4 separate regions of the Homo sapiens genome follow, and regions 1, 3 and 4 are each linked to region 2. The links are chromatin contacts, found by Hi-C or POLR2A ChIA-PET in ENCODE. All regions are on one chromosome and are shown on one strand. The core of a region is the stretch at or near the end of the contact, and the rest is flanking DNA. Distances in the headings are between cores, read along the strand shown. Region 1 has its middle 8.7 kb from the start of ITGB6. Region 2 has its middle 170 kb from the start of TANK-AS1. Region 3 overlaps RBMS1 (RNA binding motif single stranded interacting protein 1). Region 4 overlaps RBMS1 (RNA binding motif single stranded interacting protein 1).

Evidence for each region. Hi-C counts contacts between places; a loop is a spot of excess contacts on that map. ChIA-PET counts read pairs that join two places held with the same protein, here RNA polymerase II (POLR2A). Pooled maps may share reads with other maps.
Region 1: a map of natural killer cell shows a loop between it and region 2 (15-fold over the local background). The contact joins two enhancer-like sites. A Hi-C loop is called at or near these places in 6 of 168 maps with a recorded cell type or tissue (CD4-positive, alpha-beta T cell, CD8-positive, alpha-beta T cell, MCF 10A and 3 more), 1 of 37 single-sample maps with no recorded cell type and 12 of 50 pooled maps.
Region 3: a map of naive thymus-derived CD4-positive, alpha-beta T cell shows a loop between it and region 2 (6-fold over the local background). The contact joins two enhancer-like sites. A Hi-C loop is called at or near these places in 3 of 168 maps with a recorded cell type or tissue (Calu3, Right ventricle myocardium superior and naive thymus-derived CD4-positive, alpha-beta T cell) and 7 of 50 pooled maps. POLR2A ChIA-PET finds 5 or more read pairs at or near these places in 2 of 52 experiments (A673 and naive thymus-derived CD4-positive, alpha-beta T cell).
Region 4: a map of B cell shows a loop between it and region 2 (17-fold over the local background). The contact joins two enhancer-like sites. A Hi-C loop is called at or near these places in 9 of 168 maps with a recorded cell type or tissue (B cell, CD4-positive, alpha-beta T cell, CD4-positive, alpha-beta memory T cell and 3 more), 23 of 37 single-sample maps with no recorded cell type and 16 of 50 pooled maps. POLR2A ChIA-PET finds 5 or more read pairs at or near these places in 3 of 52 experiments (A549, CD4-positive, alpha-beta T cell and naive thymus-derived CD4-positive, alpha-beta T cell).

Annotation. Positions count from the first base shown.
Region 1 is chr2:160,206,178-160,211,771 of GRCh38, forward strand. No RefSeq gene overlaps it. Among named protein-coding and RNA genes, the nearest start is that of ITGB6, 8.7 kb to the left of the region's middle. RefSeq lists enhancers at 3,392-3,481, 3,622-3,691, 4,342-4,391. Within about 2 kb of position 2,039, at least 29 of the 41 ENCODE cell types and tissues checked have a DNase peak (open chromatin) inside an H3K27ac peak, as active enhancers do.
Region 2 is chr2:160,989,417-160,995,348 of GRCh38, forward strand. No RefSeq gene overlaps it. Among named protein-coding and RNA genes, the nearest start is that of TANK-AS1, 170 kb to the right of the region's middle. Within about 2 kb of position 4,280, at least 7 of the 41 ENCODE cell types and tissues checked have a DNase peak (open chromatin) inside an H3K27ac peak, as active enhancers do.
Region 3 is chr2:160,292,202-160,297,562 of GRCh38, forward strand. The region is part of intron 6 of RBMS1 (RNA binding motif single stranded interacting protein 1); the gene reads right to left. Among named protein-coding and RNA genes, the nearest start is that of LINC02478, 23 kb to the left of the region's middle. Within about 2 kb of position 2,375, at least 17 of the 41 ENCODE cell types and tissues checked have a DNase peak (open chromatin) inside an H3K27ac peak, as active enhancers do.
Region 4 is chr2:160,349,129-160,354,765 of GRCh38, forward strand. The region is part of intron 2 of RBMS1 (RNA binding motif single stranded interacting protein 1); the gene reads right to left. Among named protein-coding and RNA genes, the nearest start is that of MIR4785, 56 kb to the right of the region's middle. Within about 2 kb of position 2,928, at least 5 of the 41 ENCODE cell types and tissues checked have a DNase peak (open chromatin) inside an H3K27ac peak, as active enhancers do.

The DNA of each region.
Region 1 (5,594 bases), core at 789-3,288, 790 kb before region 2:
GCTAAAGAAATGTTTTGTGGCCTAGGCCTTACATTCTAGGCTGGAGTTTCCTTTTTTGTTTATTTTGGTAAAATTTACATAACATAAAATGTAGCATTTTAACCATTTTTAAGTATATGATTTGGTGGCATTAAGAGCATTCACACTGTTGTGCCATCCTCACCACTGACCATCTCCAGAACTTTTTCATCAGCCCAAACTGAAACTCTTCACCCATTAAACAATAACTGTCCATTTCCCCTCCACCAACCCCCAGCACCCAGCATTCTACTTTCTGTCTCCATGAGTCTGACTACTCCAGGTGCATCACATAAGTGGAAACATATTTGTCCTTTTGTGGGAATGGCCTATTTCATGTTAGCATAATGTCTTTAGGGTTCATCCATGTAGTGGTATGTGTCAGCATTTCCTTCCTTTTAAAGGCTGAATAATATTCCGCTGTATGGATATACCACATTTTGATGGCTTAATCATCTGTCAATGGATGTGCTGTTTCCAGCTTTTGGCCCTTGTGAAGAGTACTGCGATGAACATTGGCATAGGGATATCCATTTGAGTCCGGCACTTACTTTTTAAAGCCATCATGATGCCCATAATGGGAGGAAGCTGAGTGTAGTGGGAAGAGTTTGGTTTTGGACGTAGGGAGTCCTGGGTTCAAAATTGCAGTCCTGCCAGGTCCTCCTGTCTATCTGTGGGGAGAGTGTTTATCTCTGAACACTTTACTTTTGAGACTATGAAAAAGGGATAATATCCACCTTTCAGTAATATGGCGAAGATTTCATTACACCATTTTGGGATGAGTCCAGGTTTTGTGGGGCCTAAAGATTATACCTTTTGGGAGGCCTTCTTTAAGAAAAGAAATGCAGGCCAGATGTGGTGGCTCACACCTGTAATCCCAGCACTTTGGGAGGCCAAGGCAGGTGGATCATTTGAGGTCAGGAATTCGAGACTAGCCTGGCCAACATGGTGAATCCCCATCTCTACAAAAAATACAAAAATTAGTCAGGCATGGTGGCACGTGCCTATTGTCCCAGCTACTTGGGAGGCTGAGGCAGGAGAACTACTCGAACCCAGGAGCAGAGGTTGAAGTGAGCCAAGATTGCACCACTGCACTCCAGCCTGGGCAACAGAGCGAGATCTCTCAAAAAAAAAAAAAAGAAATGCAAAACTGGAAATAAATCATGTGTGAAAGTGTATATTTATTTCAAATCAGGGGGGAAAACCCATGACAACAGATTACTGAAAGCTTGAAAATTCCAGTCTCTTTGTTTCTTAACATCACCTCAGGCACTTCACCAGAAATGCTTTCTAAAAAACGCTTCCCGATGGTAATCTGGCTTCCATCCCACCTGGAGCCACCCGCAGCTCCCAGATACTCCCAGGCACCTGTGCACACTGGAGCCTAGGTTGAAGCTCTCTCAGTTTCCTGTAAACCCTCCTTTGGTTTCACTTGGGATGCATGTTTATTGTTGCTCATTTTAGTGAGAACTTACCAAGTGCCCGGCATCATTCAATATTGTATTAGGGTAGCCCTATTTTGTTCTCACAAGGCCCCAATAAAATGGGGACTATTCTATTTTCATTTACCAGATAAGGAAACTGAGGCATGGAAAAGTTACACAACTTTCCCTCACTGCTCAGAAAACAGGGCCCTGGAGACAGATCGCTACCCTCCCACCTGAGTTCAGAATCACCCTGCAAACCGCCTCCTGGTAGATAAGAGATGTACAAAGAATCATCAAAAAGATGCCAACAAGAAGTGAAATTCCACGAGGAACTTGAAAAATATGTTCGCCTGTCTATCTCAGGGCTCTGGTTCCAGCTCTAGCTCTGTGTCTAGTGATTTCCTTTTGGGTTTGTTTGTTGCTTATCCTGTAGATCATTGGCTGCCAAAAATGAGACAAAGATGTGGTCCTGGATTGTACCATCTTTCTCTGCTTTAAAGTCAGTACAAATCACTTAAAAACAAAATGAAACAAAACATGTTGCCTGGCCCTTCAGGGGAAGCTGAGCCTGCTGGTCAGGAGCCAGGGCCTGGCATTGAGTCCAGGAGAGCACGACTGTGGGCATTTCCTGTGGTCGGGAGATGACTCAGGATGAACTCCGGCCTCTGAGCCACAGGCAGCCCCGGCACTTCACAGTTACCACCCACACCCCACCCTACTCTGGAGCCTGGCAGTCACACTGCCAGCTACAGGGAGCCTGTCCTGTGAGTTAGGCCTGCTCCAGAGGCCCATGCAGTCAGGGTTCAGAAATTATATTGAAGTCTAAAAGAATTGAACTCTTTCTGTCTTTTAGTTTGTGGAATAAATCCAAAGACGAGATTTTCCAGAAAAATACCATTGGATGTGAATTTATTCTGAATTGACTCTGAGAACTAGACTCGTTAGGCCCCTTTTTCCTATCTGTGAAACAAATAGCAAGACGTCACATGAACAAACACTGATTGCCGAGTGGTTCACTCATTCACAGCTTGCAGAGCTGCTGAGCCTTCTTTTTTCATTTACTCATTTATTGCTTCAGCAGCCGCCTGTGGAGACCCCACAATGGACCAGGCACTGTTCTGAGAGCACAGTGTTGATTAAAACCGACAGGGTCTCTGCCTCATGGAGCTTACATTCCAGTGGGAGAGACAGACAAGAAACACACGAACAAATAAAGATGTCAGATGGTAACAAATGCTGAGAAAAATAAAGGATGGCAAGGGGTCAGAGAGTGGCCAAGGTGGGGTGGCCAGCAAAGCCTCTCTGCTCAGGTGGTGTTTAGGCATAGCCTTGGGGAAAGGAGGGAGGGCATCGCAGGGCTCTCTGGAGGACAAGCAGTCCTGCCTGTGGGAAGAGCAAGTGCAAGGTCCTGGTACGGGATGGTTTGTGGACAAGCAAGGTGGCGAGCGAGGCTGAAGCAGAGTGAGTAGGTGAACTCAAGGAGTCCAGAGGAGATGAGCCAGACAGGCAAAGGGAAGAGGGCAGCTCATGAAGGAGGGGTGGGTTCGGGGGGGCGATGGTCAGGGCTCCAGATTTGTATTCTGAGTGAGAAGGGAAGCTTTTATGGAGTTTTGGTTGGACATGATGTAGCTTATAAGGTGGCAAGTATGCACAGACTATAAGACGATAAGGATGGAAGCTGGGGGGCCTTATTGCAGGCTGTTTCAGCAGAGATTATGACAGCTTGGTCTATGGTGGGAGTAAAGGAGGAAGTGAGAAGTGTTTGGATTCTGGATATATTTCCAAGATAGACATGATTTACAAACAGATTCCTCATAGGGAGGGAGAGAAATCAAGGGATCAACGATGACTCTAGCAGTTATTGAGGCCCTGAATCAATAACCCCACCATCACCACCAGGGTTCTCCAGCTGTTTCAGAGAGAGAATACCATCTGCTCATCAGCAGAGTCATCGGGAGCTCTAATCTGCTCTAACAACTTGGAGGGTCATGAGGAGTCATAACTCTGCAAAAAGCATTCCATGGTAGAACCAGAAAGGTCTGAACTATGCAGGCCAGTGCTGTATGGAGACTGTTTGTATGCTGTGTTAACATTCCTTCAGTCCAGTGGAGGTCTGATTAGCCAGCATCTTCTGTTCTGGAATTCCCCATGACTTTTTGGTTGCAAAAGAAAACCTGGAAAATCCCTGTGGTCCTCTAGTTCTCTCTAGCTGTGCTGATAGACTAATTGGGGTTAGTTTCAGTAACAAAAGTCTCCCCTAACAGAATAAAAAAATACTCCTCTTAAGAAGGCAGAAGAGATGGGTATATTTTCTTTTAAAAACTCCTTGGAAAGTGGAAGGACTTCAAACTTCTTTTGACCTTAAAGATGCAATTTATTCAGCTGCAACAATAGGGAAAGTTCTAATCCTTTAAAAAGCTGGGAGAAATGGTGGCCAGTAATTATTATCTTTTTATTGTTGTTTTTTTAGACAAGGCCTCACTCTATCACTGGGCTAGAGTGCAGTGGCATAATCCTAGCCTCACTACAGCCTTAAACTTTGGGGCTCAAGCGATCCTCCCACCTCAGTCTCCTAAGTAGCTGGGCACATGCCACCATGCCAAACTAATTAAAAAAATTTTTTATAAAGATGGAGGTCTTACTTTGTTGCCCAGGCTGGCCTAAAACTCTAGATCTCAAGTGATCCTCTTGCCTCAGCCAGTGATCATGTTTGAGGCACATCCTTGGGTGGGTCCGTGGAGGATTTATTACTTTTAACTGCCATTTTATGGAATTTTCTGATTGTTTCAGATGCATACTCAGTGAATCCTGTCAGTAAGTTTTCAGGGAATCAAATAGAGTAAAGGATTGGGTATGAGGTGAACACCCTAATCGTTAAAAAGGCTAAACAATAAATTATTCTAACAAGCTAATCAAAATGGCATTAACCTGGTGATGTCTCAAGACTTGGAAGTGGAGAAAGAAGAAAAGCCTTTAAAGCAAATTCAGCTGGCCTCTAATTAAAGACGGTGTGTCAGATTTTTACACCACAACAGACGTAACGAATCTATATATTGTTGGGCATAATTACTTCCAGACAAAAAGCGGCTCCGGTGAGCAGTCAGGTGTGAGGCTTGTTTGGGGAAGTATGAAAACCACCTGCCTGGGCTGCAATCTCTGTTGCGTCCTGACTACTCTGGCTGGAACTTTGCTGCTCCTGAGCCCAGGGCCCTTTCCTGGCACCCCCTAGCGGTTGAGGGTGTAACAACCGAGGCATGATGAAGCGAGAGGCTCACAGTAGTTTCAACATTTATTAAAGGAAGGAAATGAATCATTTTCTTTATATCAAGGAGTTCGATGTTTTAAAGTTTCAATCAAAACACAAATAGGAAAGTTTTTTGATAAAAGACAATTGCTGTTAGTTGCAAATATTGGGGGAGGGGCAAACATTCCCTATGCGTTGATGAAATTAAGTTATCTTGGACACCAATAGAGTAAGGCTCAGCAGCATGGAAAAGGCAGTTGTCAGCCCTGGTCTCAGTCCAGACCTTGGTGGATTGATTATTGGACATTTGTGGCATGGTATAGATTGGTCTTGAAATTGTTTAGGCCCTATTAGGCAACCAAAGATTAGGAAGACAGGATTTAAACGTTAACCAACAGAAGGATTTATTTTTATGAATGTTGCTGGAGGAGGAGCACAGCTTCCTAAAATGTGATCTGAAGTGAGCTGTTAATCCTTGCCCTGATAATGAAATGCTCCTGCAGTTTATTTAATATAGACTATTAAATCTTCCATCAGAAACTCACAATGTGCATTATAACCTATTAAACACTTCAAGAAGCCCCACAGGGAAGAAAATTGTTTACTTTTGTTTAACAATTAAACAAAAAACTATTTTCATTATCCTATGATAATATTGTAGTCAGATTTCTTAGGAAAAGGCGGGTGTGAATTCATGTGTTTACTGCTGCCTTTTTTGTGCATTCTGCAATTCAAAGATCTTTCAAGATGGGTTTTCCAGGAGACGATTCATTTTCCCAGGAAAGCCCAGAGAGGAGGTCCATTTTGATAATAGTTCAGATAAAACACTTGCAATAGTGATGGCTCATTATAAATTTCTGGACTCAGACCCAGCCTTATAACCTAGTATAGTTAACCTAGTGACT
Region 2 (5,932 bases), core at 3,030-5,529:
CGGCTGGGTGCTTTTATTTCTTACGCTATTGTCTTCCACTGAGCAGTCTGTCCACTAAAACTATAATACAGAGGGGAGATTGTAAGGGTTGAAAAGAGCAATAGATAGAAATTTCAGTTATAAGCCCATTGATTTTTGCCCATTTCAGGATCACAGCTTTGATGGGACAATAGGCAGTTCCTCCTGGTGATAGTTTTGAACACTGGCAATTAGACCTCACCAAGGGCACCTAGCTGGAGCCTCACCTCTCCTCCCTCCAGCTGACCTCAGAAAAATGCTGTGCAACTGTGGCATCCTTCCATTCCATTCAATTAGCCTGCTTCAAGCATCTTCAATGGTTCGTTACTGTCAAAAAATACTGGTGAATATCTAGGGAGGCTTGTGTTATCTTTGCAAGATTTTACTTGTGTTCTTTTGTTTAAAAACACTTTGGATTCCCTTGAGATTATTATGATGCAGAGCCATATTTTCAAAAAGATTCCTCAATTCTTGCCAGTAAAAGCTCATCTGATCTCTGCTCAGTTTTCAAAAATGGCTTGAGTTTCCTCATTACTGGCACCATCTCATCCCTCCCCTTCTTGTTGCTGAATGCTCATAGCAGATTCCACAGGCGTGGGGATAATGTTGTCTGTCACTTAGAGAAAGGCAGATTCTTCTGGGAGTTAAAGGCAATGAATTCCAGAAAATGTTTTTCAGATGTTTGGGGTTTAATGAAACACAGGATGTGCACTGCCAGGTAGCACCAATGTTCATTTTTAAGCTTTCCTTATGTTACCATATATTTGCCTAAAACACTGCCTTATGTTACTCTGCCTTTCAGTTTGCCTACATTTCTATGCAACATTCCTAAGACTCCAGACTTTTTAAAGCCCATTTAAAAAATAGCCACCAAGAATAGAAAGATTTTTTTTAAAAAGCCCTTAGGCAACTGCATTCAGGTAGGAGCAAATAATTTAATTTGAAGCTCAGAAGTAATGAGGCTGATGGGAATTGCAAACATGGCCCAGTACTACATGCGTGAGAATCATTTACAAATGGCCTTCTTGTATTAAAATAACCGTTTAGATATAAATGACATCTACAATATCCATTGTTTTCAGAGCCACATACTCTGGTTTATTGAGGTAAATAGCTGTTCATAACTCTGATCCCCTGAAAACCTCATTTTTCTGGAGGCTGATGGTTTTGAGTCAGCAGGCACTGTCTGGGTTTCTGTAGCAACCCTGGAGGCCACTGTCCCACACCTGCTTCAGACGGTCAGAAGACACTATTTCCTTAGCCCTTGATCTATCTGGAGTTCACCATTCACGATGTCATTTGTGTAACAAGAGGGAAAGCAGCAGCACCACCCTGACCTTGGGAACATTTAAGAAGTCAGGAGAACTCCAGAGAAAGTGAGCCCACAAAAGCCATGTCCGTGTAAGGAGAATGTTTCCCAACACTATGTAGAATGGCCAAATGAGAATGAAGCCTCAAGTGGTTTATTTCATCCTCCACATTGTGTGTCTGGGAGAGGAAATCTCTGATAAAGGATGTAATCAAAATGAGTTCAAGTTGTTCGCTTTACCAAAAAGCCCTTCAACATTGCCGAGGCTAGAAGCATGTTGATTTACAACCACAGGGTTCATATTATTGCCTTTCTCCATCCTATATTTTAAGTTAATTAAATACTTATTGAGTCCATGAAACAACATCTACTAAGCCCTACACCAAGAATAGAAATAAATAACCAAATATAGTTCCTGCCCTCAAGTTTGCCATCTGGCTGAGAAAAGCAATCATAACTAGCTGATAGGGGCTGGGGGAATAAATGAGTACATGCCCCCAAATACGAAATAACACAGTACATGTTGACTCCTTTGGAGTGAAGGTAGACAACTATGTTTGTAATATGATTGAGATTGAGATCAAAATGCCTCCTGTCATCTAATTTTTTGGTAGTATAACTTATGTCTCTCAGGAAAAATTATCATTGAGAAAATTATTCCCCAGTCCTACCAGGCCCTTCCAGAGAGCTGCAGTTTTACTCCTCTTCTTCATGTTTGTTGGGTACTTTGTTTAGATGAATGGTATACTGAGCTTTAAGAGGGACGTGACTTCTGTCAATTTTTCTTTTGTAATTCTATGTTACTAAGAACCCAATGGCTATAAGACCTGATTTAAGTTTTTCCAAAGCTAAGGTAACAGTTTTCAAAGCGTGCTTCAAGGGCCTCCTACATAAAAATTAATAGGATGCATGCTAAAATTTGATTTTCTGGGCTATGACATTCTGAAGACCTACTGACCTAAAATATCTGGTGAAACAGCCCAAGGATCTTAATTTTAATGAGTATCTCAGGTTATTATTGAATTTCCACCACCAGTAGTTTGAGAACCACTGGTTTAAGGGCTTTGCTGACTTTGGGGCATCCTCCTAACCCTATTCTTGATAACAAAATCTGTAAAGAATCATCCCTTCAGCCAGGTGCAGTGGCTCACGCCTGTAATCCCACCACTTTGGGAGGCCAAGGTAGGCAGATCACTTGACGCCAGGAGTTCAAGACAAACCTGGCCAACATGGTGAAATCCTGTCTGTACTATAAATAAAAGCACAAAAATAACCAGATGTGGTGGTGTGCACCTGTAGTCCCAGCTACTCTGGAGGCTGAGGTGGGAGGATCACTTGAGCCCAGAAGGCAGAGGTTGCAGTAAGCCAAGATCATGCCACCACCCTCCAGCTTGGGTGACAGAGTAAGACCTTGCCTCAGAAAAAAAAAAAAAATTCTTTTAGTTACATTCTTCTATTATAGAAATTCTTAATTCTGAGCTCTGGACCCATGGATTTCTACAGAATCCCTGGATGGGCTTCAAGATGTGCTTAAAGACTCCTGAATGTGTATGCAAAATGGTGAACAGGTGTATGTTTTCTCTGGGGTAAGAATCCATAGATATCTTCAGATTATCCAAGAGGTTTCAGGACATAGAACAGTTGACCCACTGCTTTGTGGGACTAATGCTATTAAACTCTAGGCTCCCGTTGCTGAAATTAGGTTTCATGGATACTAAGCAACCTCAGCAACAGAATTCTCAAGCTAAGTAATTAAACAAATAGACATTTATGGAGCATCCTGGGTGTTTATGAGGCACTGAAAACATTCATTCCTCACAACTCTTTTTAGTCCTTTACAGTGGAAAGTAGCATTATCTCCATTCAGGTTTCTAATAACAATAACAATAATAGTTAACATTTACTGAGCACTTACCATAGGCAGGTACTAGTCCAAGTACTTCCTATATAACAGCTCAAGTAATTCTTATTAACATCTCTATAATTCTTTTCTTTTTTTTTTTTTAGATGGAGTTTCACTCTTGTCACCCAGGCTGGAGTGTAATGGCGCAATCTCAGCTCACTGCAACATCTGCCTCCCGGGTTCAAGTGATTCTCCTGCCTCAGCCTCCCGAGTAGCTGGGATTACAGGTGCGCACCACCACGCCCAGCAAATTTTTGTATTTTTAGTAGAGATGGGGTTTCTCTATAGGCTTGTCTTGAACTCCTGACCTCAGGTGATCCACCCGCCTTGGCCTCCCAAAGTGCTGGGATTACAGGCATGAGCCACTGTGCCTGGCCAACATCTCCATAATTCTTATGATACCTCTATAATTCTTCCCATATTTCTATAATCTATAAAGTGGATTCTACTATTACTCCCATTTCACAGATGAGGAAACTAAGATTTCCATTAAGTTTCCTTCTCTCATCTCTGTATCATTAATAATAACAGCTAACCTTCATTGAATGCATTATGTGCCAGGCAGTATTTCAAGCACTCATTTTACAGAGGAGAAACCTAAAGCACAGAGACGTTAAGTAACTTATCCAATGTCATCCAGGTAGCAGGAGACAGAGCTAGGATTCAAACCCTAGTCTGGTTAGAGAGTCCACACCCAGCCATGCCTACTACTGCCGCAAGTTCTAGCCTCTACCTTACTGGACTGCTAATTCTGTAGGCCTAAGTTTCTGGGGATTCCTACCTCCAGTCTAATAGATTTCTTTCTTCATTTTTTTATTATTATACTTTAAGTTTTAGGGTACATGCGTACAATGTGCAGGTTAGTTACACATGTATACATGTGCCATGCTGGTGTGCTGCACCCATTAACTCGTCATTTAGCATTAGTTATATCTTTCTTCATTTTGAAGCTCCATTTGCATCAAGGGCTTTTGGGCATGGCTCCTAAGTTTCTACATGCATCTCCATGGCCACCTTATGCTGCACACATGCCCTGGGTGACAGTGTGTCAGGCCAACCTTAGCTCTGTTCCAGTTCCCAGACTACACAAGGTCACACCAGTCGCTCAGGGACGTTAGGGCTCTCAGAGGCCTTTAATGATCATAGATACGATAGCACCCGACAGCTCTGCTGCTCAAAGGAGAACTGGGCAGGATCACATTTCAAATATTGCCTCTGTGTAATGTTCTGAGACCATTCAGAGCCCGGTTAAGAAAACACAGCGACGACTCTCCTCAGAGCTGGGGCTGTTGATTTTGTTAGGTGAGATCACTTGAGGAATATAAAATGCAAGAGAAAGAGTAGCAAAGAGGAAAAACAATAGATGAAAATATAGGGTCAAGCAAAAGTCACCAAGCAGGGGAGGAATTGCCAGACCACATCGTTCCGCTCAGCTTAAACCTAGGGTTTAAGAGCTAAAGGAATTAATCAATTTCTACTTGTTTCAATTTCCTTCCCAATTGTAAAATGTTTACCTGCACGGTGGCTTTTAATTCAGAGAGAAAGAGAGAGAGCGAGCGAGCGAGAAAGAGAAAGAGAGTGAGCAAGACAGAGAGAGAGAGTGTGTGTGTGTATGTGTGTGTGTGTATAACAAAAGTTAAACTATGACTCTGTTTTAAAAGACAGTAGCCCATATTCTCCTGCTCAGCACACACACATAAAGGTTTTGTGATCAAAGCACACAACATTTGTATGTCTAACCATTGATTTATGCTGGGCTTTTAATATTATGCAAGACTTTTTCCTTCCTTTACTCACCACCGAGTGACTGTGCTGATTCAACATTTTATAGATGCATCAATTTTCCTTTAGAAGCTGTGCCGAGAACGTGTGACTCCCTGGGCCAGTTTCTCATTGAAATCAGATGACGCAGGAAGTATCATCCACATTTCAGTGATAGGCTGCCCCCTAGTGACAATTTTCAGCTACACAGTCAACCTACAAATTTACTGCTGCAAATACCGCAGAGGTTTCTTGACACAAAGGAGAAACATCCTCCGTTGCAGAGGATGTAAAATAATAGTGTAATTTAATCCCCAGCCTATTTTCTATACATTTCAGTGTTATTAAAGTTTTCTGCGATAACTCAATATATCTCTGTTTTCAAAATACAGTCATATGCTGCATAGTGACGTTTCAGTCAACGACGGATCACATATATTTAATACAAAGATGGTCTCATACAATTACAATGGAGCTGAAAAATTCCTATCATCTAGTGGCATTGTAGCCATCATAACTTCATAGCACAATGCACTATTCACGTATTTGTGGTGGTGCTGGTGTAAACAAACCTACTTTGCCGCCAGTCATATAAAAGTGCACATATAATTATACAAACATGATACTTGATACAACTATATCATTGGTTTATGTATTTGATATACTATACTCTATCATTATTTTTTAACTTTTTAAAATTTTTATTATTTTTATTAGAGACAGGGTCTTGCTTTGTCACCTAGGCTGGAGCGCAGTGGCATAATCATAGCTCACTGCAACCTCGAAATCCTAGGCTCAAACTATACACCTGCCTCAGCCTCCCAAGTAGCTAAGACTACAGGCACACCACCATGACTGGCTTTTTTTGTGTGTGTAGAGACAAGTCTTGCTATGTTGCCCAGGCTGGTCTTGAACTTCTGGGCTCAAGGGATCCTCTCTCC
Region 3 (5,361 bases), core at 1,125-3,624, 700 kb before region 2:
TTAAAATTCTGCTTTTGTATTTACTAGCTAGTGACTCCGGGAAAGTTATTCAATGTCTCTGGTCTCATAATCTCTGAAATGGGGATGATAATAGTGCCTACTTCAAAAGATTGTTATAGTTAACATAATAAGTGCTTAGAAGAGCTAGTGTTCTTAACTACTGTGGCAACAGGGGGAGCTCAAACTTTTGAATTATGGCTCCTCCTCTTGTTTTCAAATGAAGAAAAATTCTCAGGAGAGGGACACTTCTGGTTCAGAAGGTCTAAACACTTGGGGACTGGCCTGTTATCCATGGGATTTGAATCTGAGAGATTTAAGGAGCTGGCTAGAGTTGCTGCCTTGGCTTCTTACAGAATGAAGAAATGTTGAAGTTATAGTTAAGGATAAAGTTACTGGTCAATGTCTTTTAGAAAACTGTTACACAATAACACCTACAACTTCTACCCAAGAGCCTTGTGCTTTAATAAAATCTTACTCCACTATTTACTCCTCACTGGCAGAACCTGATCGTGAAAGGGTGTAAAATGTTGATTTGTGAGGCTGGCTGTAGGCTGGGTGTGATCGATGGTGATAATTGTTGTAAGGCAGCCTCACCATAAGCCTGGTGTGGGGACTAGAACACTGGCACATCTCAGGTTGTGGGCCCCTGTCACTTTTTAAAAACTAGTCTTCTCCTCCTCAGTAGGAATGAATTTGAATTCTGGATCTGCAAGACCGCCCTTGCCCCACTGGCCACCTAGGCCTGTTCCAGCGCTTTTGCTGTCACGACAACAATTCTTCTTAAGAGTATAGCCCTTGAAAGGTACAGCTCATGATGCTGTGTGAGTTCAGATCCAGTTCTGTTTTATGTACCGGGTGAGGGAGATATGACTGCACATCCTGAAGGTACCAGGGACATTCCACATGTCTTCAAGTATTTCTTTTGTCCTAGAGCTACCAAAATTTTCTGTTTTTACAGGGTAACAATGCTTAAGAGAAATATTAAGGGAACAAAATGGGCAATAAAAACCTTTGAAAAATCTCCAGGCCTTTTACTAGATTCATAATTTTCCCTCTAAACATTATCTTTTCTGCTACCTGGCATAGGACAATGCCCTCATAATATCACTATACACACAGAGTTATGAAATGTGGGCAAGAGCGGTTTTCAAGCCCCACTGGACACATAACCAATTGGAAAAGTCAGAGTAACACAGAAAGCAGATGTAAAACAAGCTGAAGCCTTTGAAGGGAGTCTGCCAGCAGACACATATGCACTTCATTGAGGCTCCTCTGTGACAAGATGAAGCTGTGAGCGATGTGGCAGAATGATAACAGTGCAACACTGAGAATCTAACAGGCATTCCCTGCCCTTAGCACACAGGGACTTATTCACACTCCATTAATGTCATGGAGAGGTTCAGAAAGCGAGATGGGAAATCATACTGTCTCCTGCAGCACTGAACACACAGTTAGCCTTTGTCTTTGAGAGGTGGTGGTGGTGGCGAGGGGGAGAGGTGTTTGTGCAGGGAGTCAGGGCGCCAGAGCTGTTCTCAGCTCTAGGATAGTTCCAGCTCACATGCCATACGCATTAGTCTTCTCAAAGACTGTACTCTCTTCCAGGAAGGTCCTAGAAGAGCATTTTTAGACAAATCACTGAATCATGATCATGTGTTTCAGTGTTTTTGCCTGAGGCATGTCTCCTAATTTGGACACTGGTTCTAGATAACTAAAACTTCCCATCTCTGTTTCTAACATTCATTGTGTAGAAAACTGCCACCATACTATTTCTGCATAATGGAATTTTTATCAAGCAAGTATTAAGTGGTTGTGGAAAAACTCGATGGAATTCACCTAGCTGTGTCATGAAGAAGCCATGGGTTCTTTTACCCTGGTTGGGGACATTCCATGTAAATCTGACTTAATACAAACAAGCCACCTCCAATATTTCAGGAAAAAATGCAGGACTGGGTGGGGAAAGACAGAAGGAAAGGCCACATAAGCAATTATTTTTTCCCCCAACAAACTATAATATACATTTAAAGAAACATCTGCTATAAGAAAAGATAAAGCCTCTTTTAAAATATAGTGACATCAGACACAAAAGCACAAGATTTTAAAAGAGCATTTCAGAAAGCAGACGGCACTAGAAATTGTGATGTGGTACATTAGATTTTTACAAAACTGTAACCATGTGCTTTATTATGTGCCATGCCCCAGGCCAGAGTGGAACATGGCTGGCATGAGGGACCCAGCCATGCCACTCGGGTATGGAAAGAATATGGTGGCAGGAGGGCAGGCAGTGTAGAAGTGACAGCTCATGTGCATAGCTGACTTCCTCCTGCTTAGTCATCTAGAGACTTCCTTAAGAGTGTCACAGCTAGGATGAGTTCATTGTTCAGTTTGTTCATTTTGAGAAAGTATCTTTCGGGAATTGTGTCTAACGTGGGTTTCTTTTCTGTACTTGGCTCCAATGTCATGGGCAAACTGCCAGCCATGCAAGAATCCAAGTATTCTGACAGGAATCATCCCAGATAATTCTGCTTACGCCAGCTAAACAACTTGCATCATTAAATAAACCGTCTTCTGACTGTATTTATGAAATGTTATGTCTACCTATCAATGAGACTACATTATGCAAACATTCAAGTGGAGGCTCATTCAACTGACCCCTGCCTGACAATATTTTTGTTTTTTATCTGGTTCTTCTGATAATAATCATATGCCCTCCACAGAGAAACTGATGCTATGGAGTAACCATTCAGGGGATATAAAGAAAGAACAGTATCTAATACACAAACTGGTACTCAAAAGAATTCTGAAGTCACCATGTATACAAGAAAAAAAAAAAAAAGAAAAAAGAAGTCTAGAGAAGTTGAAAACTCTTTCACATTCTTTGTGGGTTTTCAAGTCTACTGGGGACTTGTTTTGGAAAAAGCTGAATTCACTGTGCCAGTGTGCTTCCAAGTCTGGCATTATACATTTAACATTCATGCCTAAAGGCAATTTAACCTCCTGTGCAAAAAGGTGGTATCCAAAAAGGCCCTCAAATTAGCAATAATTCTTGGGAAGAGCTCTGCATGAAAAATGCTCTTAGAAACCTGTTGGTAACTTCTGGTGGTAGGGTGATGCACAAGTTCCCTGAGTCTAGCACAAAATTAAAAAGAAAACATAGCTCCTGCCCCCAAAGAACATGCAATCTAATTGTCAACCAAGACTTACACACTCAAAAGATCATTACACATTCAAAATGGCACAAAATTAAGTGCTAATTCAGAACAAAGTGAACAGCTTGACTGAAAAACTGTACCCCTGCAGTAACGCTCTCAATGTAAAAGGAACTAATCTGTTTCTTGTGCTCCATTTGTAACTTGGCACAGCTTGGAAGAAATTACTCTTTACTAGCTGTGAAGGTGAAGAGGATCCTACGATCATTTACATGTGGTTTGGAAATCTAGGGCTTTTATTTCCCTTGAATGGATGTGACCAATAGTCTGCAAACCCCCTTCAAAGAAAACACCAATGACAAAACCACGAAGTTCTTTAGAGAAAAAAAGAGACTGTCTAACCTTGATCTGTGACACCCTGAGATCTACTGTATTCAAGGAACTGAAGAGCTTTTGTTGTTATTAATTTAGCAAACCATTCCTTCAACAGGGAAGATCTTATCTTAGACTGATACACCATCAAAACAAAAGTGTCCTAGATGTTTTTCCTTCTCAAACTTTCCTTGTTGCACACAAGAATGAGTTAAAAAAGCAAAGAGGTCACAAGTAGGTGGATGAATAGGTGGTCACAAGTAGGTGGAATAGTCCCTTCAAAGGGACTAATGTGTGGGGCCCTGCTCGTGCAAAGGCTGACACCGTAGGAGCAAGAAAACGCCAGCTGGGCACAGGTGCTCAATGCCGGAGGCTGACAGGGTAGGGTTTACAGAAGACTCCCACGTACAAAATTTCTCCTTTGTCTTTACTTGGGCAGAAGTTAAAAACATTATTTTCTCTTTCCATTTTTTTTCAACTCTACTGATGTTGATGGGAAAACAATACTAACTTAAAAAACAAAAAAAGGAATCTCTTCCACTAGATTGAGTTTCTTGAAATAATTACTTCCAGGTTTTATATTTTATGCTCCAAATTTGTGTATGTAAGCAGTTCAACTTCAGATACAGTCACAGATGCAGTGTGCTCTCAGGTTTTAGTATTACAAGATCAGGTGTAGCCTGTGGAACTGCACATACAAATTAGTTTCTCTATGAAATGAAAAGCAACTGAATACAGAAAATTAAAGTGAATTTCTAATGGTAAACATCAGTCATCTAGCTAAAGATAAAACAGTGGAGCTACGGCGGAATAAATACTAAACACTAGTTATACGTGCACAGCCTTGGAGAAACTGCTCTCTTCCATGACTTCTGGCTGGAATGAATCTAACTTCAAAACACCTCAATGTTTCTTGGCTGTGTCTCATGTGAAAAACTGGGATAAATATTCTATATTGCCTCTGTGCTTGCTTTCAAGATTGGGCCTGACCTGTTTTTTTATGTTATTTAATAAGGTTCAATTCACTGAATCTATTAACTTCAGTGTGTACATATTTTTGCATAGAAAAAGTGGCAAAAATCTGTGTTTTGGCAAATGGGGCACTCTGTTCTAATTCTTGTGGATTCTGTGGCAGTTGCTCACTTTAGAGACTCCTCCCCCATTCAGATATGAGCACCAGTGTCTGCTCTCCCAGCCTGAGTATTTGGGATAAATCTTCTTGATATGGTGAACCCACTTGACACTCCAACAAACAGGTGGCCAGGGTAGCAGTTAAAGGCTCCCTCTCCAGACCTGTACCCAACACTAAGTGAAACCTCAACTTTAACCCTTGGGCATGCTTGGGCAGAAGCTGGAAAGTAGGACTTTTAGCTGACATGGACCTAAGGCTCAAAGAAGACTTGCTGATCTGGGATACAGATTGGGAAGTAGAATTACAGATGCATTATGCCAGCTAAACATAAGATGACTAAAATTACAGGGGAGAAAGATGGAGGAGGGTGTATGTGGCTTTTTTTCTTTTTCCCCATTTTAACAATTTCATTACCTCCCCCTCAAAGCAAGGTGATGTGGTTTCTAAATTTTGAAACTTTCTCCTTTCTGGCAGGTGGCATGCTAGTGGCTGGCTGCAAATCAGATCAGAAGACATTTCAATTTCCCCCCACATGGTAGCTTGTTAAGAACATGGTATTGGCCTGGTGTTACAGTGTAGTAAAATTTATTCAAAACCACCAAATATTTGTTGTTGCATAGTATGGCTCAAAAGTTGTGGTGGGCATGAAAATAAAAAGCTGAAGATACAGTTTCTACTTTCAAGGAGCTTCTAGTTTAGTGGGACTGACAC
Region 4 (5,637 bases), core at 1,678-4,177, 640 kb before region 2:
ATTCCGAGGCTCAGCCAGGCACAGTAGGAAAGAGTATTCTCATCTATTTATTAGCAATTCTGCCAGGAGAGAGGAAATGAGGTGGTACATGGCCACTTGCTTGTTTATTTCTGATCTCTGGTTTAATTTGCTGATGTCACCAATGAAGAGCCAGAGGCTAAAAGTATCTGATTATTTACCACTGCTTAATAGATGTATTTATTCGTAGCCTGCTTCATTACAAAAATGACTTGATGTGTTACAGAAATACACATAACAATAAATAGATGAAAAAAATCCAGGATGATAGAGAAGAATATGTATCATGTGGGAGGATAAAGTTTGTTCTTGTGGCAAATCCTAGAGCCTTCATTTTCAACACAGCCTTTCCCAGCACTGAGTAATCCACATTCACTACATTTTAGTTGCTCATCTCAGAGACAGAAAGAGAGAGAGAGAGAGAGAGAGAGAGAGAAAGGAAGGGAGGGAGGGAGAGAAATATGTACCCCAGGAATAGGTCATGAGTTTGGCTATCAAGATAAAAATGCCTCCGCAATTAGGGATTTGGGCTCATACCCAGCCTTCCTTTGTGCCATATAAAGCAGCATTTTATTCTTTCATTCAAAAATATTTACTGATTTTGCTTATAATAAGCAAAAATAAGCAAATTATACAATATGTTAGGGGATGGTATTATGACAATAGCACAAGCAAAGCGGGGTGGGGGGGTGGAGGGGGGTTGAGATTGAGAATGCCCAGGTGAAGTGGAGGCAGATTACAATTTTTTAAAGGGTGGCTGAAGTAAGCTGATGGAGAAGGTGACATGAGCAAGGTCCTGAAGGATATGAAGGAACAAGTCAGAAGGATCCAGGGGAGGAGCAGTGCAGGCAGAGGAGGAAAACCTGGTGTAAGGCACGTGGAAGGCCTGGTGCACTTAAGAAACACCAAGGAGTCCACTATGGCTGAAGTGAAGTGATGGAGGACAGTAAGGGGAGATAAAGTCAGAGAAGTTATGGGGAGAGGAGGCAGAAAATATAAGGTCTTGTAGCCATCGTAAGACAGCCTGGCAACCGTGTCAGTGTGGCAGCAGCACTCCGAGGACCCTGCTGATGGAAGTTTTAAACACTAACAGCATTACAAGTGGAGAATGGAAGACTGCCTAATCTGCTCCCATCCAAGATCATTTAGGAAGCATCTCCTCATTTCTCCTCAATGTGGTATTAAAATTCTTCTGCCCTGGACATTTGTCAGTGGTGGGACCCATGGAGTACATCTTGGTCTAGCAGTATCAGAGGTCAGAAAAACCATTACATCTGTGTAATAACAATGAGGTACAAATGAACAGCCCTGTAAAGAAATAAAAGCAATCCAGAAAGACTCACAACAGATATATCATTACTGTCTACACAAGCCAAGGAAACGCTGGTACTGTTAGGCAGACATTGAAAGGAAAGCAGGGGAGAGGAGGAAAAGAAAGGAATGAACAACAATGGCATGATGAACTGCTTCCAGAAGAATGTTCCTTCATGCTCAAGGCTGGGAATTTATCAAGAGGTTTATCAGGAACTCAGGTAGAGAATGAAGCAGACGGCTGCATAGTATTCCATGGTGTATATGTGCCACATTTTCTTAATCCAGTCTATCATTGTTGGACATTTGGGTTGGTTCCAAGTCTTTGCTATTGTGAATAGTGCTGCAATAAACAAACGTGTGCATGTGTCTTTATAGCAGCATGATTTAGAATCCTTTGGGTATATACCCAGTAATGGGATGGCTGGGTCAAATGGTATTTCTATTTCTAGATCCTTGAGGAATCGCCACACTGTCTTCCACAATGGTTGAACTAGTTTACAGTCCCACCAACAGTGTAAAAGTGTTCCTATTCGCCATAAAAAAGGATAAGTTCATGTCCTTTGTAGGGACATGGATGAAGCTGGAAACCATCATGCTCAGCAAACTATCTCAAGGACAAAAAACCAAACACCGCATGTTCTCACTCATAGGTGGGAACTGAACAATGAGAACACTTGGACACAGGAAGGGGAACACCACACACCGGGGCCTGTCGTGGGGTAGGGGGAGGGGGGAGGGAATAGCATTAGGAGATATACCTAATGTAAATGACAAGTTAATGGGTGCAGCACACAAACATGGCACATATATACATATGTAACAAACCTGCACATTGTGTACATGTACCCTAGAACTTAAAGTATAATAAATAATAAAAAAAAAAGAGAGAATGAAGCAGATGCATACCTCACAGGAGGTTTAAAAGTCAGAACCAATACTTTTAAATTGTGATTTATTAAGCAGGCAAAATACAGGTAATACAAACCTCTGCATATGAAACACATATCCAGGCAAGTTGCTGAATGTTTCCTGTCTTCAAATAATTAAAGGCGGGGCAATTAATTCAATGCCAAAGTAAATTCCTACCAAGAATGGGTATAAGAAAAATCACATTTTAAAAAACTTTCAACAAAGATGTCAATCAAGCTAAAAGTTGCTAGAAATCATGATTTTGAGTATTTGCTGACTTTAATGTTTACTGACAGTCCAGGAAACTGTTGTGCATCCACTAATTTCTTTGCAGGGCCATTAAGAGAAGGGACCAGATTCTCCTTTCCAATGGAAATGCATTAGATATCCAAAATATCAGCATTCCCAAGTGAGCCACTTTGATAATAAAAATAACGATTGCTATACAAACTGAAAAAAGAAGGTGACTAAGCAATGTTCCTTCTGTGATTTTAAGGGTAGTCAAACAGAGAGCATGAGAAACATTTGCTTCTACCTCTTTCCCCAAAAAGTTTGAGGCTGCTGGCAAAAATATATGCAACACCACAAGACAAAAATAGATATAAAGTTCAAGGTAAGTGAAGAAAAAATCAACCCAGGAGTAGTTTTTCCACAGACACATGAACCTGAAAGTGAGATCCTGCAGAGCTGCTAATGTTGGATGCAAAGCTGACTCATAACTTCTTAGTAGTGAACATAGGGAAATACAACATTACGAAATTGAGTATTCATTAGAGTAAAACCAGGTCCTGGGCTTAAGAGAAGTTCTGTTTTTCCCAGCTCTAATGCCGGAAGGAGCGTCTTCCTGTGGTTCCTCCTAAAAGCCATACTCTATGTGCAATGCACGGTCAAGGGATCACCTGGGGCCCAAGTACTGGAATTCTACAAGGGCAAATAGCTATGTGGTTAATGCACAAGGCTTTCTGATAATATTGCTGCATCCAGGGATAAATGGCACATTCCTTGGAACAGTGGCTACCAAATTAGGCTCTGAAGAAGTACTTTAGGGGTTCCATCAATTTTCCATATGAATATTTTGTATTTAAAGACTTCTTAGCCTTTAAGTACAAAAACAAATAATAGGAAATGCAGGCAAATATATAGCACAACAAATGTTAACTTACTGATGACCACATCTACATTAAGTTGCTTCAAGTGCTGACACTAGACAAATGTATCTCCTGCTATCTCTTTGTATAAGTGAGTCACCGATTAGGAAAGTTGTAACTCTGCGTTGGTATTCTTTTGGAAATTCAAGTCTGCACATGTCCGTTCATATAAAACTGTACAAATGACCTACACATCCATCATGCTCAAACAAATGCCAGGCCAAGAGCAGGTACAACTAGTTGGCACACACCCTCACCATGATCTAATAGACAGCTGTATAATACTAAAGTGCCTACCGCGTTGCATCATGATAAAGTGACATCATTGACTGGTACTGATGCTAAGTTTTGGGTGCTTCTGGTCTGACTTTTATATCTATTATGAGGCACGTGAATAGCTGTATTATTATGAATTCAATGTTGAGGCAAAAAAATTATTTCCAGTTTCTATTAAGATTAATTCAAGGGGATATCAAGACAAAATGAGCTTGTTAAAAATTAAAACCTTTTGCAGCTGCATAAGGATTTTCCAAATGTCATACAACCAAAACAAAATACAGAAATAAATTAGGTATGTTACTGATACTGTTCTGCAACTGTTATCCACATTTTTGAGTTTATCAAAACTGTCTCACTGTTCTCCCTGATAAGTTTATAAATGTAAATTTGTACTTATAAAGCATATAATTAAAAATACCACTTATAAATATTTTTGTATATAGTTTTGTTGAACATTTTTTTAAAACTACACTTGCTGGACTAGTTCTCTTAAACATGTCAGGAGATGCTGATTCTGTCAACCCTTGGAGACTGGGTGGGGCCTGTCACCTCCAGCAATGACCAGCCTCATCCATAGGTGGCAATCCAACATAATCTAATTCAATGCCAATATAACATAATACAAATATTATCCTTTCCTCTGTCTGCCAAGTTGGGAAGCTCTGTGATGAACAAAGAAACTCCAAATCCTTCATACAATTCTTCATAAATCTTATTTCTTCGAAGAGCTTGTGTCAAGACCTGCCCAGTGGAGAGGACAAAGTTAAGTTCTTTGGCAAGAAACTGAAGTACAGATATTTCATCCTCATGATAAAGAGCAGAGTTAAGTGTAACATTCACTTGTGAAAAGTAAAGTGGCAAATCAAGAAGAGTGGATATTTCAGGAGATATGGACTCTTTTCCCAAGCCTGCCCCTTCCTAGTTTTGTGACTCCAAAAAGGTCATTTAACCTTCCCTGAGCCTCAGCTTTTTCAGTTATAACATAAAAAGACGAAATCAAGCTCTCAACTGGGATTGACCATTAGAAGCTTTAAAAAAGCTTCCCAGTAGCAGTAACATTAATACATGCCAAAAGTGTTCAGAGCACTTGACATTAACCCACTTAGTCCCTACAAGAACCCTACGTTGCAGATATTATGATTATCCCGACTTTATAGGTAAGGAAACTGGGGCACAGAGAGGTTGAGAAATTTGCTCAAACAAGAGGCGGGGCCAGGTGGAAAGCTCTGAGCCTGTGCTCTTTAGTATAAGTGCCTGTTATGCTGTTTCTCCATTAAGTATCTCTCTGTCTTCTGACTCCTGAATCTATAGAAGGACCTGACATGTAAATTTTGATTCTGGTGCGTGTTCCTCGTTAACAGCCACTTGACTAGAAGAGATGTAAAGTTCTGTAATTCAGACTAGAGATGAAAAAAGTTCAATAAACTTTTTAATTAAATAAATGCTCAAATTCTTGTGCCTCAAAAATCAGAGCCAAAATTAAATAAGTATGGCTTTTAAAAGGTAATTGCATGCTGTCAAACTTAAACTAAGGGTAATGAATAGGGGTGGTGGAGGAAAATCTAAGAAACAAAATATTATCTAGCCAGCTACACAGGGGCATTGAAATAGGTTAAGCATTGGAGCAAAAGCTATGCCTCATATTAAGGGACAGTGAAAACAATTCCACAATTTATGGCCTGGCTTTGAAGGTGAAGATGAAACACTTTGGAAGCCCACTTGGAAAGCATCAGTGCTCCTGTCCAAATGGGCTAGCAGGCCCAATTTGTTTCGAGGACCACAAATGAATGTCTCTTTGTTTCATCTTTAAAGAACTAGTCCTTATGCTGCAGGAAAGTGTCCTTTGTAAATCTGGAAATCTAAAGCTGTACATGCAAATGCTGATACTCAAACACATGCTGATCTCCCATGCAGATTCCTTTATTAACATGTGACACTTAACAGAGGCAAGAAGATGCTATGGCACAAA